Linked DNA regions of Mus musculus: region 1 is linked to region 2. The links are chromatin contacts, found by Hi-C or POLR2A ChIA-PET in ENCODE. All regions are on one chromosome and are shown on one strand. The core of a region is the stretch at or near the end of the contact, and the rest is flanking DNA. Distances in the headings are between cores, read along the strand shown.

The links. Hi-C counts contacts between places; a loop is a spot of excess contacts on that map. ChIA-PET counts read pairs that join two places held with the same protein, here RNA polymerase II (POLR2A).
Region 1: a loop to region 2 is called in a map of gastrocnemius, with 2.6 times the contacts of the local background. The contact joins two enhancer-like sites. A Hi-C loop is called at or near these places in 11 of 37 maps with a recorded cell type or tissue (Patski, adrenal gland, gastrocnemius and 2 more). POLR2A ChIA-PET finds 5 or more read pairs at or near these places in 1 of 5 experiments (Patski).

The regions. Positions count from the first base shown.
Region 1 is chr1:133,223,252-133,230,457 of GRCm38, forward strand. It overlaps a transcript of Plekha6 not described here. Among named protein-coding and RNA genes, the nearest start is that of Gm51648, 13 kb to the left of the region's middle. Within about 2 kb of position 2,924, at least 3 of the 3 ENCODE cell types and tissues checked have a DNase peak (open chromatin) inside an H3K27ac peak, as active enhancers do; they include gastrocnemius, where a contact is called at or near this core.
Region 2 is chr1:133,184,503-133,191,691 of GRCm38, forward strand. It overlaps a transcript of Plekha6 not described here. Among named protein-coding and RNA genes, the nearest start is that of Gm51648, 26 kb to the right of the region's middle. RefSeq lists an enhancer at 1,478-4,991. Within about 2 kb of position 3,674, at least 1 of the 3 ENCODE cell types and tissues checked has a DNase peak (open chromatin) inside an H3K27ac peak, as active enhancers do; it is gastrocnemius, where a contact is called at or near this core.

The DNA of each region.
Region 1 (7,206 bases), core at 1,674-4,173, 38 kb after region 2:
ACAGCCATGGTGGGTGCAGCCATCTTTGTGAAGCAGTGTGGAGAGGGAGCCCATGGGAACTTCAGCCACACTCCATCATTGGGGACCTAGAGCTCCAGTTGCCCAGACAGCCAGGAGCACCCAGGAGTTGAAGCTGAGTTTGGAAGTGACTGAAGGGCTCTGCTTGGAAATGTTTCCAAGCCCCTGAGAGGACACACACACTAAAGGACATATGCTGGTGATTTGCTCCTCATGGCTTGGGGCTGCCTGCACGTCCATTCGCTTTTCTTTTGTGCCAATCTAAGCACTCTTCAGTGCATTTGCCGAGGAATAGGACCGGGTGGGACTCTGGACAGAAGACCCCCAACCCTGCTCCCTGTTCTCCTGAGGGCTGCAACCTGCTGTGAGCCCTGCAACTCGGCTCCTGCTCAGGCTGAAGGCAGGCAGCTGAGCCAGGGACAGGCCACACTTGTCCTCCTCTGGTGGCCGAGATGTGAGCATTTTGGGTCTGGATGGCTTTTGGCCCGTTTTCCCCCAAGCCAGGAGGGAATGGATGCCTCCAGAGGACAGAACCTGCAAAAGGCCTGCCTGCTGTTCGCCTCTTCCAAGCTCAGGAACTCTGTCTTGGGGTGGGAAGGGGGGCTTGGCAAACAAAGGGAGTGGAGGGAGGGAGACGAGGAAACAAGTGATCCCACCAACAGTGTAGTCTGACTGCTTTCATGTTGGGAAGCAGGAAAAGGCATAATATTCAGTTTTATTCAATTAAATGTGTGTGTTGAGTGTATTTGTGCAGGTGTGCATGCAGGCATGCTCACTTGTGTGAGTGCATGGGGGGCAGAGGTCATTGTCCTGTGTAGTCTTTAGTCACTTCTCTTTATTGTTATTGTTATTATTATTATTATTATTATTATTATTATTACTGGGAAAAGGCTTTTTAATGAACTTGGGACTTCCCATCCAGGCTGCTCAGAGTGAGCAGCAAATCCCTGGGAGCTACCAGTTCCTACCATGCCAGCGTTAGGGTTACAGTTTGGTGTCACCAATGCCCAGTGTTTCATGTGGGTGCTGGGTGTGTGTGTGTGTGTGTGTGTGTGTGTGTGTGTGTGTGTGTGAGAGAGAGAGAGAGAGAGAGAGAGAGAGAGAGAGGGAGAGAGAGATTATTCCATAACAAACCTCCCTTTTGCCTACCTCAGATCTACCCCAGTCCCCTTAGAATGGCCTTCATTACCTGTGCATACTATGCTCTTCCTAGGATACAGAAGATGCACTAAGTTAAGGAGTGGGTCAGCTAAGTATGATTGTGAGCTAAACACAGCCTACTATCTAATTTTGTGTGCTCTGTAAGGTAACAGTGGTGTTTATATTTTAAATACCTGGAAACCCACCAAAACCAGATTATCATTTTGTCAGCAGCTCTGTGGGTGCTGGGAAATGAACCCTGGTCCTCTACAAGAGCAGCCAGGGCTCTTAACCACTGAGCCATGCATGTCTCTAGCCCCTGAACACTATTTTGTACACATAAAAACTACCTGAAATTCAGGTCTTAGTGAGACTTTTGTGGACACTCCCATGCTGTCCCATTTCTGTCTGCTGCTGCTCTCCCTACCCTGGGAAAGCTGATATGGTGCAATGGAGACTCTGTGCCCTGGAGGTTGACATCTACCCTTTAACCTAACATTTGTTGACTTCAGTTCTAGCCATCTCAGTAGTCATAATCATTTTTAACCCAGTATTGGGGATGAAGCTCATTGGTAGGACATTTATTCAGTATGCACAAGTTCTTGGGGTCTCCATTCACTCACCCCATTATTTGAATTCAAATAGTAGAATGCTAAATTCACTTCACCTTCCACTCACTATCTCTTGGAGACCATGCCATATCAACCATTGTCAGAGGGTGGGTAAGCTTCATTTGACTTTAGAGAGGCTAAGTTTAAGGAGAAGCCTGGCTGCCCTGGAAATGCTGAATAGGAAGTTGTGCTCCTGGAGATCAAGCGTGGAGCCTGAAAATGGAGCCCATGAGAGACAGTGGCAAGGAGGTCAGCCACCTGAGTCTGTCACCTTGGCCTACAGATCAAATATTTCCCTCAGCAGAAATGAAGCATTGCATTGTGCCGACTGGGCCAGGGCCACTCCAGAGGTCACCAGGCTGGATGTCAGAAAGTGGACAGAGAAACAGGAAACCAAGCCTTGAGGGAACAGTAAATAGTAAGGCTGTTGACTGGTCTCTCCTGAGTCAGAAGAAAAGCAATAAAGTCGGGTGTGGCATTGTGATGGGGAGGGACAGTGGATACCTGCTGAGTGTCTGATGTACACCTCCTGCCTGCAACACCTTCTCTTATTGAACCGGTACCCTGAGGTAGCATCCTTAACATCATTTTACAGATGAAGACATTTAGACTCAGAAGTCAAGGGACCATTCCCCAAAGTCAGCAAGTAAGAGTATTGGGCTTTAAAGCTTTCTCTTTCCCTTCTGCCAACCAAGGATGCCAAGTCGGGCTGGCAGTCCCTCTCCAGCTTTGCCAGGCCATTCCATTTCTGGCTTCTACATTTGTCACCATGACTGCTACCATCTTTTGCCATTCTCATGTTTCCTGATTGGGTTGTCTGTGCCAAAATAAGGGAAGGGGGTGGCCCTCTGAGGGTGCTATGCAGAACATTGGAAAAGGAGAGGAGAGAAAGGTGTATTTTAAAACTTCTGTATGTCAGACCCACATCTTCTACCAGAATGATTTAAAAAACAAATCTCAAAATCTTTGCTCCTAAGCTGGGAGTTTGGCCTGCATTGTTATGGCTGTGACCACTTTGGTACCAGGACCTGAACTGCTGGTGGGGATTGGGGTTGAGAAAGCGGTAGACAGCTCCTGGCAGGACTGTCTGTGTGCTTGCTCAGTTGGCTGGGCTTGCTTTCAGGAGCTACTGCAGCTAGGGGGCTGTCTGCTACTAGGGAGCAAGCCAGGAGCACCGGAAGGCAAGGTGGGCAGTAGGCGGCAGGCTGGGGAGCAGGGCCCTGCTAGGTTATGTAGGACCCAGCCAACCTGCAGCTCCAGACTCCACATATCACCTTTTCAGAGTTCTTCTCTTGGGTTTTCAGCCAGTGTTTCTTCAGTTAACACCGGAGGGAGGGGAGAGCAAGAGCTCTGATGCGAGAGCCTTGCCTGAAGGCTGGGGAAAATTCTTCATCCCAAGCTCCTTCTCTTTCTCATGGGAGCTGAAGCCGAGGCAGCTGTCACAGCTGCCACCATGGGCACATTTCTTGCAACAGGAGTGCTGCTTCTCCTCTTCTCAGTCAGCGAGTGCTCTGCGTCTCTCAGCTGGGCTCTAACTCTCAGCATAAAAGGTAAAATTAGGGAGCTTGGAAGTGTTAGCTAGGAAGGACTGGGGCTACCCAAACCTTCCAGGGAACATCAGAGAGGACTATGTCACCGTAAAGGGGTGTCCATTCTCCCTTACCCCCTCTCCCTTTCAGGTGTCCCCACTTTTCTCCTAACAAATACGATCCTGGATCCCTCGACCTTGGGGCCTCCCATGGAGCTATCTCATTTTTGGAATGAAATATGGATATCGATGTACTCGGAGTAAGGGATCAGAGAGAGGCCTTACAGAGGTGGGTCTGTAGTGGAGTGTCCAGTGAACTCATGTCTCTGGGAGAGCTTTGGTGTGGCAGGCACTTGGCTCCCTTCTGGTGTAGCTAAACTAACCAGTGGCTTCCGGCACGATCTCCATGTACAGTTACTTTGAATCAGCAGGGAGAGTCAGAGCTGTGAGAGACAAATGCCAGGAGCACTTTATTCTCAGTGCAGGGCAGGAGGGAGGCCAATGCCTTAGGTGGGTGGGGCTGGCATTATGCCTGGATATGGATATTTGGACGGGAAAGTGATTAGAGGCGGAGGGTGAGGCTGGCTGAATGCTGTTCTGGGTTTGCGTGTTATCAAGCCGCAAGAGGCAGAACTCGGCAGACTACCTAAGAGAGGTTGATGGGCAGGCGGCTTTGGTTTGCTGCCAGGGCCCATTTGAGCTGTAACTGGCCTTGTGGGCAGCACATGCTGTGAGACAGGATTTAGCCGGGATCTGGCTGGGATGGTGGGTGGGCCAGGATGAATGGGGCTCAGCGAGAACATGGAGGTTGGATTTGAAAAGTAGATTTAGGGGTGATGAGATATGCATTAGAAGAGCTAGAGACAGACCTGGAGTGGTTGGAAATGAATATCAGGGGGTGCTGGGGGATGTTCTAAAGTTGCAACCGCCCAGGAGTTCTCGGCTCCCTGTGGAGATGTAATCTGGAAGAGAAAACCAGGGTTGCCTGCTGCCTTTGAGGAAATCAGTGTTTGAGTGTGTGATAGGCAGTGTGAATTTGGCAAAAACAGGAACTCAGTGCCTTGGGGTGGGGATAGGATGGGCCAAGCACACTGCCCCTCAGTAACAGTGTAATTAGCAGTTTGTGTGGTGTGGTTATTTTTTAAATTGTGGGAATTTAAAGAAAATATTTCTCATTTATGTCACCAGCTTCTTCTAAATAGAATTTCCAGTATTGACTGCTTGGTAGAAGCCTCCGTGTAGGGTTCTGGCCCACAGGCAGCAGCAACAATCATTGGTTGTATCAGTATTCCAGCTCAGAGCCACAGCAATGTGTGTCTACTCTGCTGTCCTAGCCCGTGCGGGACATCAGCAATGTGTGTTCATCTGCTGTCCTTGCCAGTGCGGGACATGCATTCTCAGCTCTCCCTCTCTTGGCACTGCATCAGGTACAGGATGGGTAAAGGTGGAAGGGAGCCGACTCTGACCCTCATGGGGCTCCCTGTAATAATGCAGGGAGCACCTATTCCCCCGGTGCAGATGAAGAAGGAGCTGAGAGAGGCTGCCCTCTGTGAGTCGGTGGGAAGAAGCAGCAAACTCATGATCCAGTTCCTAACCCAGTTCCTAATCACGTGCTGGTCCTGGTGCACGTCCCTCTGGTCAGTCAGCTCCGTTCTTTATGTGCCTCCCTCTGCTGGTTCACCCCAACCCCCACCCCCACCCCAGCCAAATGTAGAAAACACTCCTTTGGGTGGAGAAGCCCTACTCTGTGGCCTCCAACTGTGTCTTGCTGATGGGGTGCTCACAGCCACGCCCACAGCCTACTGAATATCTCAGGTATTATTTATCACCTCAGCCAAATTGTCTTTCTGTCTTCAACTTGAATTATTTAAAATGTAAAGAGGACAATAAAATTAGAGTCTCATAGAAGCATGGGGATCCAGGGTGGAGAGGGAGCCTCGGTGAACATTAAATCATAAAGTTACCAAACCCTTCCTGGTGCTCTGTAGTTGGCAGTGGTATCTTCCCAGAGGCTAAGCTAACATGCTTGTGGTTTCCACCCCCACCCATGGCCAGCACCAAGGGAGGCCAAAATCTCCAAAGTTTAGGATCTTTTTTCTTAACTCTTATGCTCAAATTAAAAACAGTCATAGAGAGGTCATCTGCCCTTTGAGTCCCAAGGTTTCAAGTTTTGGCTTATGGCAGATAAGATGAATTAAGAAAAGCAAAGAGAATGTATTTTTCTTTTTCTCTTTCTTTCTTCCTTCCTTCTTCCTTTCCTTTCCTTCCTCCCTTTCTTCCTTTTCCTCTCCTTCTTCTCCTCCTTCTCCTCTTTTTCCTCTTCCTCCTCTTCTTTTTGAAAGCAAACTGTATTTCGTGTGAAGGACTTCTCTTGTGATGCGAGATGTGTTACAATATCCTGAGGTTACAGCTTCCTGTCTTTTCATGGTGGACAGTGAGGAGAGATGGTATTGGGCTTTATGATTTCCTTATTTGGCAAAAACCAAAAGCTTGGCAGCCTTACATTGGTTCCTCAGATTTCAATATTTGAAGTTTTACTGGCCCATGTAGTCCACAGATTTTGCTTCCAGCATTTTCTCTAAGCGGATCCTCTGCTAAGGCCTCCTTCGGGCAGCCTCCTGCAGGCTCAGTTTCTGATCCCATCCTGGCCCCTTTCTCTGCAGCCCTCACGCCCAGGGAGTTCAAACTGAGTTTTGGCTTCCCTGCAGTTCCCAAGATAAAGGAGGTTTCCTCTCCAAAACAAGGCCACTGGCCAGGGGTCAGCTCTTACTTCCTCTTCCGTGTCCTGGATGACTCCAATGGAGACTCCTTTCCAGCTGCTGGGCTGGGGCTTGTAGCTCCTGTCCAGAGTCGTCTTTTAGAAATGATGATATCATCTGCCCTCGGAAACCACAGAGGGGATTTGTGGAGTATATTTTGGGAGCGGTACACAAGGTCTGTTTTGCACTTGGGAGTCTTGGTACCTAGTATCAGTCATTTATAAACATCTCTTTATGTGGCTAGGGAAGGGACATTTACAATGTTCAATTTCTAGTGCCTGAAGTCTTGGCTTCTCCTGAGCGCTCAACTATAGATGGTTACTCTTCCAAATCGGAGGCTCCCAGAGGCCTTAGAGCATCAGAATCATTCCCCTTCTGAGGATTTAGACCTGAGAGTCTGAAAAATATGTGGGATTCCCCAGGCAGGTCCCCAGTTACCAGACCCTCAGGCTTGTGGTTTCTCTGAACATGTGTGTAGACTTGTAGGTGCAGAAGCATTGGGGGGAGATTAAGTTGGAACCACCCTGGAAATTGAACTGGATTCTCTTTTTCTGAGGTACATTTTTTGGTCCTTTCTCAGAAGCACAAATTAGGCTCTTCTAGTTCAAGAAATTTCTATATTAGGCAGGTTGTTATGTTGAAGGAGTATGTAGCAGACCATAAGCTCTCCTTGGGCACAGAGAAGTGTGGTGATCTTGTCTGAGGTTGCATAGGGCTCTGGTCCCAGAGGTCAAGCCCAGGTGCCAGAGAGTCCCCTCTCTGCAAGGTTTCTGGAATGGTGATATGGTAAAGCCTGAACCCGGAGCTTCTGGCAGATACTATGGGCTGTTCAGACTAGCTGGAGGGGGAGGAGGGGCACAAAACAAAAGCGATGCAAGAACGGCACATTAAAGATCTCAGCCACTTGAGGGTACACAGTAGAACGGGGCCATCTCATGGTTTACTGGAGTTTGGGGAAGACCAGTGATGGCGACAGATACTTCTCTTAAGTCATCTCTGGTCGCTTCTCCTACTGGTGGCAGCTTTCTTCAAAAAGCCTTTGATATGAGCTAGGTGTGGTAGTACCTACCTTTAATTCCAGCACTTGGAAGTCAGGGAGGTGGGTTCTGGGAGATAGACATTTTCCTGTTCCACACAGTGAGTTTCAGCC
Region 2 (7,189 bases), core at 2,424-4,923:
TTTTTTTTTTCCGAGACAGGGTTTCTCTGTATGGCCCTGGCTGTCCTGGAACTCACTTTGTAGACCAGGCTGGCCTTGAACTCAGAAATCCGCCTGCCTCTGCCTCCCGAGTGCTGGGATCAAAGGCGTGCGCCACCACGCCCGGCTTTTTCTTTTTCTTTTTTTTTGTTCTAATTTTTTACCTTTATGTTGAATGTAGATATTTTGTTTTTTTCTTTACCCTTTATTAAAAAAAGATATAATGAATATATACATATTCTAATCACTACACTTGTCAATGATGTTTTCCTCTGGAAACATTTCTAAAAATAAAATAAGTGCGTATTTAAAAAATATTTGGATAAAGTTTGCCAGATTCTACATTCAAAAGCACTCATTTACATTCCTAGCAGTTTTGTACAAGAATGCATTTTGTAGGACTGGTGGACTGGTTCAGTGGTTAAGGGCTTGCACTGCTCTTTCAGAGGACTGGAGTTCAGTTCCCAGCCCTGACTTCAGGTGTTCACAGCCACCTGTGACTCCAGCTGCAGGAGGACCTGACACCTGTGGCCTCCAAATGCACCTGCTCTCACGTGCACATACCCAGACTCCCCCAGGAGTTTAAAAAAATTCATAAAAATAAATCTTTCTTAAAACAGAATACACTTGCTGGGGGAATAGAGATGGCTCACACAGGGCCGTGTTTACTGTGTGGAGCAGGAGAGCACATCCATGTGTCTGTAATCAGCACTGGGGGGCGGGGGGGGGGGAATAAGAGGATTCTTGGAGCTTGCTGGCCAGCAAGTCTAAGCAAGTTCTGAGCTCCAGATGCAGAGAGAGAGAGAGACCCTGTCTCAAAAAATAAGGTGGAGAGCAGTAGAGAAAGCCTTCCAATATTGGCCTTTGGCCTCCACACTAATGCATACACAAACAGGAGTGTACACACTCCCAGGCATACACAAACAGGAGTGTACACACTCCCAGGCATACACAAACAGGAGTGTACACACTCTCAGGAATGTGCGCGCATGTGCACGCACACACACACACAATTGTATGGCATGATCACCATTGAATAAATTATAACATCTTTTATGGTGTTAACTTGCTTTTCTTCATTGTTTCAAACCCCTTCAGAAGTAGCAAGAACTAATGTCATGTTTGTGTTTCTTGTGCAACCACTCAGAAGCCAGACAGGTGGGCTGTCGGGAATGCAGTTGGGAAAGTTGGTTCTGAGGTGACCTGCTTATCTCTGTAGACCTGTGGCCATTGGTCCTTATTTCGTGGATTCCGGGTAGTATGGAGACACCTGTGCCGGTAGGAGACAGGGTGATCGGTCCAGACTTTAGGGCTCTTCATGGTTTCATTTGTGCGTGGAGACTCTGCACTTGAGGGAGCTGGCCCAGAGTGCATGATGACCGGAGGTCTCTCCTTATTGCTGAAGTCACTGTCTACCGAGTCTGACTACCATCACCTGAGAAGATCGTGCACCTCTAATTGCCAGTGCCAATTTGCTTCTAATTAGTCAAATGCTAGCAATTAGCTTGTTAAGTTCAACCCGGCTCTGGTGTTGAGGTCATTTTCTTGATTTTGCCTCTTTTCTGGGTCCTCGTGAACACCAGGGGCTGTCTGGAGACTGCAGTCGGCCTGTTTGCCTCACCTGAACCTGGGGCTATGTCACTGCAGATATGAAAGGACAGTAGTGGGGACACACAGCTGTTTTGGTAGATGATGACTGCAGTGCTCAGGGACCTGCTAGAGTCACAGATAGGCAGGGAATCCAGGCTTCTCTTTTTCCAGTCCCTCTGACATTTTTCATCTCTGGGGTGGGAGTAGTCCACTGTGGTCCTAGGATGCAAAAGTGGTTTTCTTTTTAACTTCCCCAAGTCAGGGTCCCACAATATTGTTAAAAAAAAATTCAAGGTCTTACAAGGGAGCAGGAGATGGGCAAATGACTGTTCTGAGTGAATCATATTCTGTAGCAGTGGTGGCTCTCAGCCATTTTTTCTTATTTTTTAAAATACTTATTTATTTAATATACATTCGTACACTATAGTTGTCTTCAGACACACCAGATCTCATTACAGATGGTTGTGAGCCACCCATGTGGTTGCTGGGATTTGAACTCAGGACTTTGGAAGAGCAGTCAGTGCTCTAACCACTGAGCCAGCTCTCAGCCTTCCTAGTGCTCTGACTCTTTAATACAGTTTCATGTTGTGCTGATCCCCAGCCATAAAATTATTTTTGTTGCTACTTCATAACTGTAATTTTGCTACTGTTACGAATTGTAATATAAATACCTTTGTTTTCCAATGGTCTCAATTGAACCCTGTGAAAGGCTTAGTTGACCCCAAAGGCATCACAACCCACACTTTGAGAACCACTGTTCTATAGCGTGGCTCAGAAAGAGACTCCTGTTAGGTGATCCTCACAGGTAAAGATTTTCCCAAATAGTTTCAGTACCCTGGGAAGTTTCTTTAAATCTCTGGGTTTTAGAGTCTGGTGTGATAGTGCATCCCTCTAATCCCAACACTCAGGGGGTTTCAAGTTCTAGGCCATCCTGGACTACATACCAAGATGCTGTCTCCAAAACACAAAACAGAAAACACCTCTGGGTCTCGGTTCTAAGCTATCCTGCAAGAACACGAAAGACCTCTTCCTAGAGGTGAAGATGAAGCATAGTGTGAGTGATGAATCAGCCTCCAAATAATCATTTAATGTCTAAAAAGTCTAGTAGCCAAAGCCAGGTGCGGCAGGGTGGGAGAGGGGTGGAGTAAGCCACTCAAGGGGTTTCAGGATGTCAGTCTGTCCATACCTTAGCTTTGTGACCTTGTGCAAGTCCCTGGATTTCTCCAAGTTTTGGTGGCTCCATATGCAAAGTGAGATAACACACTTGTACTCCATCAAGGTAACTTTACCAATAACACCCAGAGTGTGACCAGCGTAGCAAGAACTAGAGAGTACACGTAGAGACACTTATATTGCGAATACGCTGACTTCTGCGCGTGTTGGGAAGAGGGGAATCCTGAATCAGGCTGACCAGCAGCCGGTGGCTACTCAGTCTGAGAAACTGTTTCTTGTGAGAGGTGACAGTGACAGTGAAAAAAGTGGTGGGTGGCTTGGCAAGTGAAGGGGTTGCTCCCAAGGCTAGGAATCTCAGGTCCATACCTGGGACCCACGTGGTGGAAGAAAGAAAACTGACTCCTGCCTTCTAAGTTATACATGCACACTGTGACATGTGTGAAAGAGAGCGTGCGCTCGAGCACACACACACACACACACACACACACACACTCTCTCTCTCTCTCTCTCTCTCTCTCTCTCTCTCTCTCTCACACACACACACACACACACACACAAATAAAACCTAAAAGGTTGGCTGACAGGGTTCTACATAGTGAGCTCCAGGCCAACCAGGACTAGAAGAGACCCCCAAAAAAAAAAAGTTTGGCTGGCAGGATCAGGCTTGGGTGACAGAACCAGGGAGGTTAGCGTGTGGTTCATGCTCCTTACTGGAGGAGGCTGCTTCATGGGAAACAGAGGTCCCAGACAGCAGGAACTTAATTCCCTCAGGCATGTAGGCCTCTCAGCCTGGGCCAGTCCTGTTAGCAACCTCCCAGCTGCTTGGTAGCCTGGTTGGTCCCCTGACCTTCCTATGCAAGACAGCCCGGTGGCCATGCTGGGTTGCCACGGTAACTGGCAGCCTCCCAGCTGAGTTGCCTGGGTAACCAGTTGGCTGGTATTTGGGGGAGGGGGTACTGAGCTAGGGAGAAAAAAAAATCAACCTCAAAAGAGATGGAGAAGGATATAGGGTGGGACAAAGAGGAAGATGGGTGTGCCCAGCCTTCTTTTTCCTTTAGGGAATTGGAAAATCCTGAGAAAGGCAAAAACAGGATGCTGTGTTGTCTCTGCCCTCACATGTATGTTCCCACATGTGTATGAGTTTCCTGGCAAGGGCCATACAAACACAGGTCTCAGTCCTAGCTCTTCTTTCCCCACCCCTTCATCTGTAAAACAGAGGGGCTGATGGGAGTCCGCATAACTACTCAGTCTGCAGTGGAGGGGCTGATGGGAATCCCCACCATCTGTCCATGGTGGGTCCCCTCTTTTTCCACCTTAATCTTTTTCATTGGTGGATACTTCCTAGACTGTCACCTGCTTTCCTGGTCTGAGCCTAGTTTGGTGGTAGAGCCTGGGATCGGGGCTGGCACTTGGGAGATGTGACTCCTAACTCCTAAGGAGCTTAGCATTCCAATCTGCTGAGGACAGAGAGCAAGTCACACAGGTGAGAACTCTGAACACAGTTAAGGAAGTCTGAAAGGTGCCGCCTAATGGGATGTTGCTGAGAAGCCGATATGAGATTTATCCTTCTCTAATAACAAGCATGCTACCTTCACTTGCCACAGCTTCCTGCTCTATTCCAGGAAGGCTCCCCACACCGTTTTCTAAATATAGCCTTGACCCTTCTCTTGATTTCACACCCACTGGTGAGTCACCACATGGAGTTTGAGAAACACAGAGAGGCTGCAAGGAACCCCAGGCTCTCTCTTACGTTCCACACCGAGTATTGCCTGTCCGGACCTTGCGGCTCCTATCTGTGAGGTTAACCAAGGGTCAGCGGTCACTCTATCTGCTACGGTCACAGAGGCATGTCCCCAACTTGGGACCTCAACAGGTATATTGCTCAGGTTCACAGTCTATTCTTTGTCTATTGTCTTTGTTAGGTTTCTATTGCTGTGAAGAGACACCATGACCATAGTAACTCCTCCTTCTCTTCCTCCTCCTCGTCCTCGTCTCCTTCTCCTTCTCCCTTTTCTTTTCTTCTTCTTTTTCTTTATCGAGACAGGGTTTCTCTGTCCTGGAACTCACTCTGTAGATCAGTCTGGCCTCCAACTCAGAAATCCACCTGCCTCTGCCTCCCAAGTGCTGGGATTAAAGGCATACGTCATCACTGCCCGACCACCACAGCAACTCTTAAAAAGGAAAACATTTGATTGGGGCAGGCTTACAGTTCAGAGGTTTAGTTCATTATCATCATGGTAGGAAGCATGGCAGCATGCAGGCAAATATGGTGCTGAAGAAGGAGCTGAGAGTTCTACCTCTGGATCAGCAGGCAACAGGAAGAGAGAGTGACACTGGGCTTGGCTTGAACATTTGAAACCTCAAAACCCTCCCACAGTGACACACTTCCACCAAGGCCACACCTCCTAACAGTGCCACACCCTAAGAGCCTATGGAGGCCATTTTCATTCAAACTACCAAATGTACTGAGTCTGTCATCCTGAGCTATTCCCTCCCTCCCCTCTCCCTCCTTCCCTCCCTTCTCTTCTCTTCTCTTCTCTTCTCTTCTCTTCTCTTCTCTTCTCTTCTCTTCTCTTCTCTTCTCTTCTCTTCTTTTTTGAAATGGGGTCTCACAGCGCAGCCCAGGTTGGCCTTGAACTCACAGACTGGCTTGTCTCTGCCTCTTAAGTGCTGAGATTAAAGTTGTAAACCACCACACCCAGTGATAGATACAGAGAGAGGACCTGGAGTGCATCCAGAACTGGGGTGCTTTTCGTCTATTGTCTTGGGGTGTGAAGGGGTGGGTTTAGGAATGATACAGAAAGAGGAAGCTGAAGGAATCTGGGTCTTGTGTGAGGGGAGTCAGGTGGGGAAGGTGAGTAGGAGGGCTAGCCTTGTGCAGTAAACATCCATCCAGACCCTTGCCCCACCCAATCTTATCCAGAATGTCTTTTGCTTGCTAGGTTCAGTTGAATGTAATGGAACACAGATTCTCTGTTGAGTTTTTGGCACCATGCCTATGGGTGTCCAGCTTTTGGGAGACATTTCTGACAGAAAAGGCTTCCACCAGGCCTCGGAGTAAACATCCTGTCGTTTTCTCGCTCTTTTGTACAATGCCATGACGGTGCTGACCAGTAAGAAGCCCAAGTGTGTGGGATCCACCACGAGCCAGGTTCTATGGGAGATCTCAGAACCTAGAGGTTGAAGTTAGCAGGGGCTGGAGGGATGGGGCTCTGGAATACGTAGGCAGAATGCTGGCCATATTCATCTGAAGGATTTAGAAGCACGTGGAGAAACTCATACTGCTGGCCTCCGTTTTGAACTGTGAGCTTTGTGAACTCGGCCTGTTTCTCAGTCTCTCTGACCTGCTTTCCTCTTAGGTTGTGGGTGGCACTCAAAGAATGGGTGGGGCGAGCCCTCCCTTTCCACGGGAACTTTGCCCTTTGTAAACAGAGTGGGCCAGGTGTTTGCAGCCCACACATCTTACGGTTTGGGTGTATTCCCTTTATGGCTCCAACCGATAGCCTTGTGGCCCAGATGAGGTTGGGTGGGGCAAGGGCCTGCTGTGAATGCGCTCAGCATCTACAGGCGACAGATTTGAATGGTGTTCTGGACTTTGTGTCGTAAGGATAGAATACTTGGTGCAAACAACTTTGGAGAGAGTCACTTTATTTTGTCTCAAGGTTTCAACTTCATCTTGATAGGGAGGGTGTGACAAAACCAAGCCTGGTGGGAAGGAGGGAGCAGCAGGAGAAGGAGGGAGGAAGGGAGGGAGAGGGAGAGAGAATGTCTGCTCTTCTAGACTATTTTCTCCCCCCCCCTTTTCTTTTTCTTTTCTTTTTTTTTTTTTTTTTTATTGCTAGGGTTTCAAGCACTTCAGGCAGGTCATGTAACAGGTGTGAGCCACCATGCCAGGTTCTTGTTTTCTACTCTTAATTCCATCCGATCTGTGAGATGGAACCCCTTACTTTCATACGGTTCTTTCCCGGTTCATTAATCCTTCCTTCCTTCTTATCTGCCTCCCTTAAGAAAACAACAGCAACAACAACAAACAAAACCAGGGCTTCAGTATCCCAGGCTGGCCTGGAACTTCATACATAGCTGAGGGTCATCCTTGAATTTCTGACACTCCTTCCTGAACTTCCGGAGTTTTGGAATTATTAATTTGCACCACCACACCTGATTTATGGTGCTGGGAATCGAACCCAGGGCTCTGCATATGTTATGAGCACTGTACTGACTGAGTTCCATCTCTAGCCCCCTTAGTACATCCTTTCTAGAAATACCCTCATGGATATACTCAGAGGTGTGCTAATCTCTTGGGTGTTTCTTAATCTAATCAAGCTGACAATCTTAATTACCACAATGGCTGTCCTTCCAACTGTAAAAAACGAGAACGTGGGGGATATCTATTTGGTGTGGGTATTAG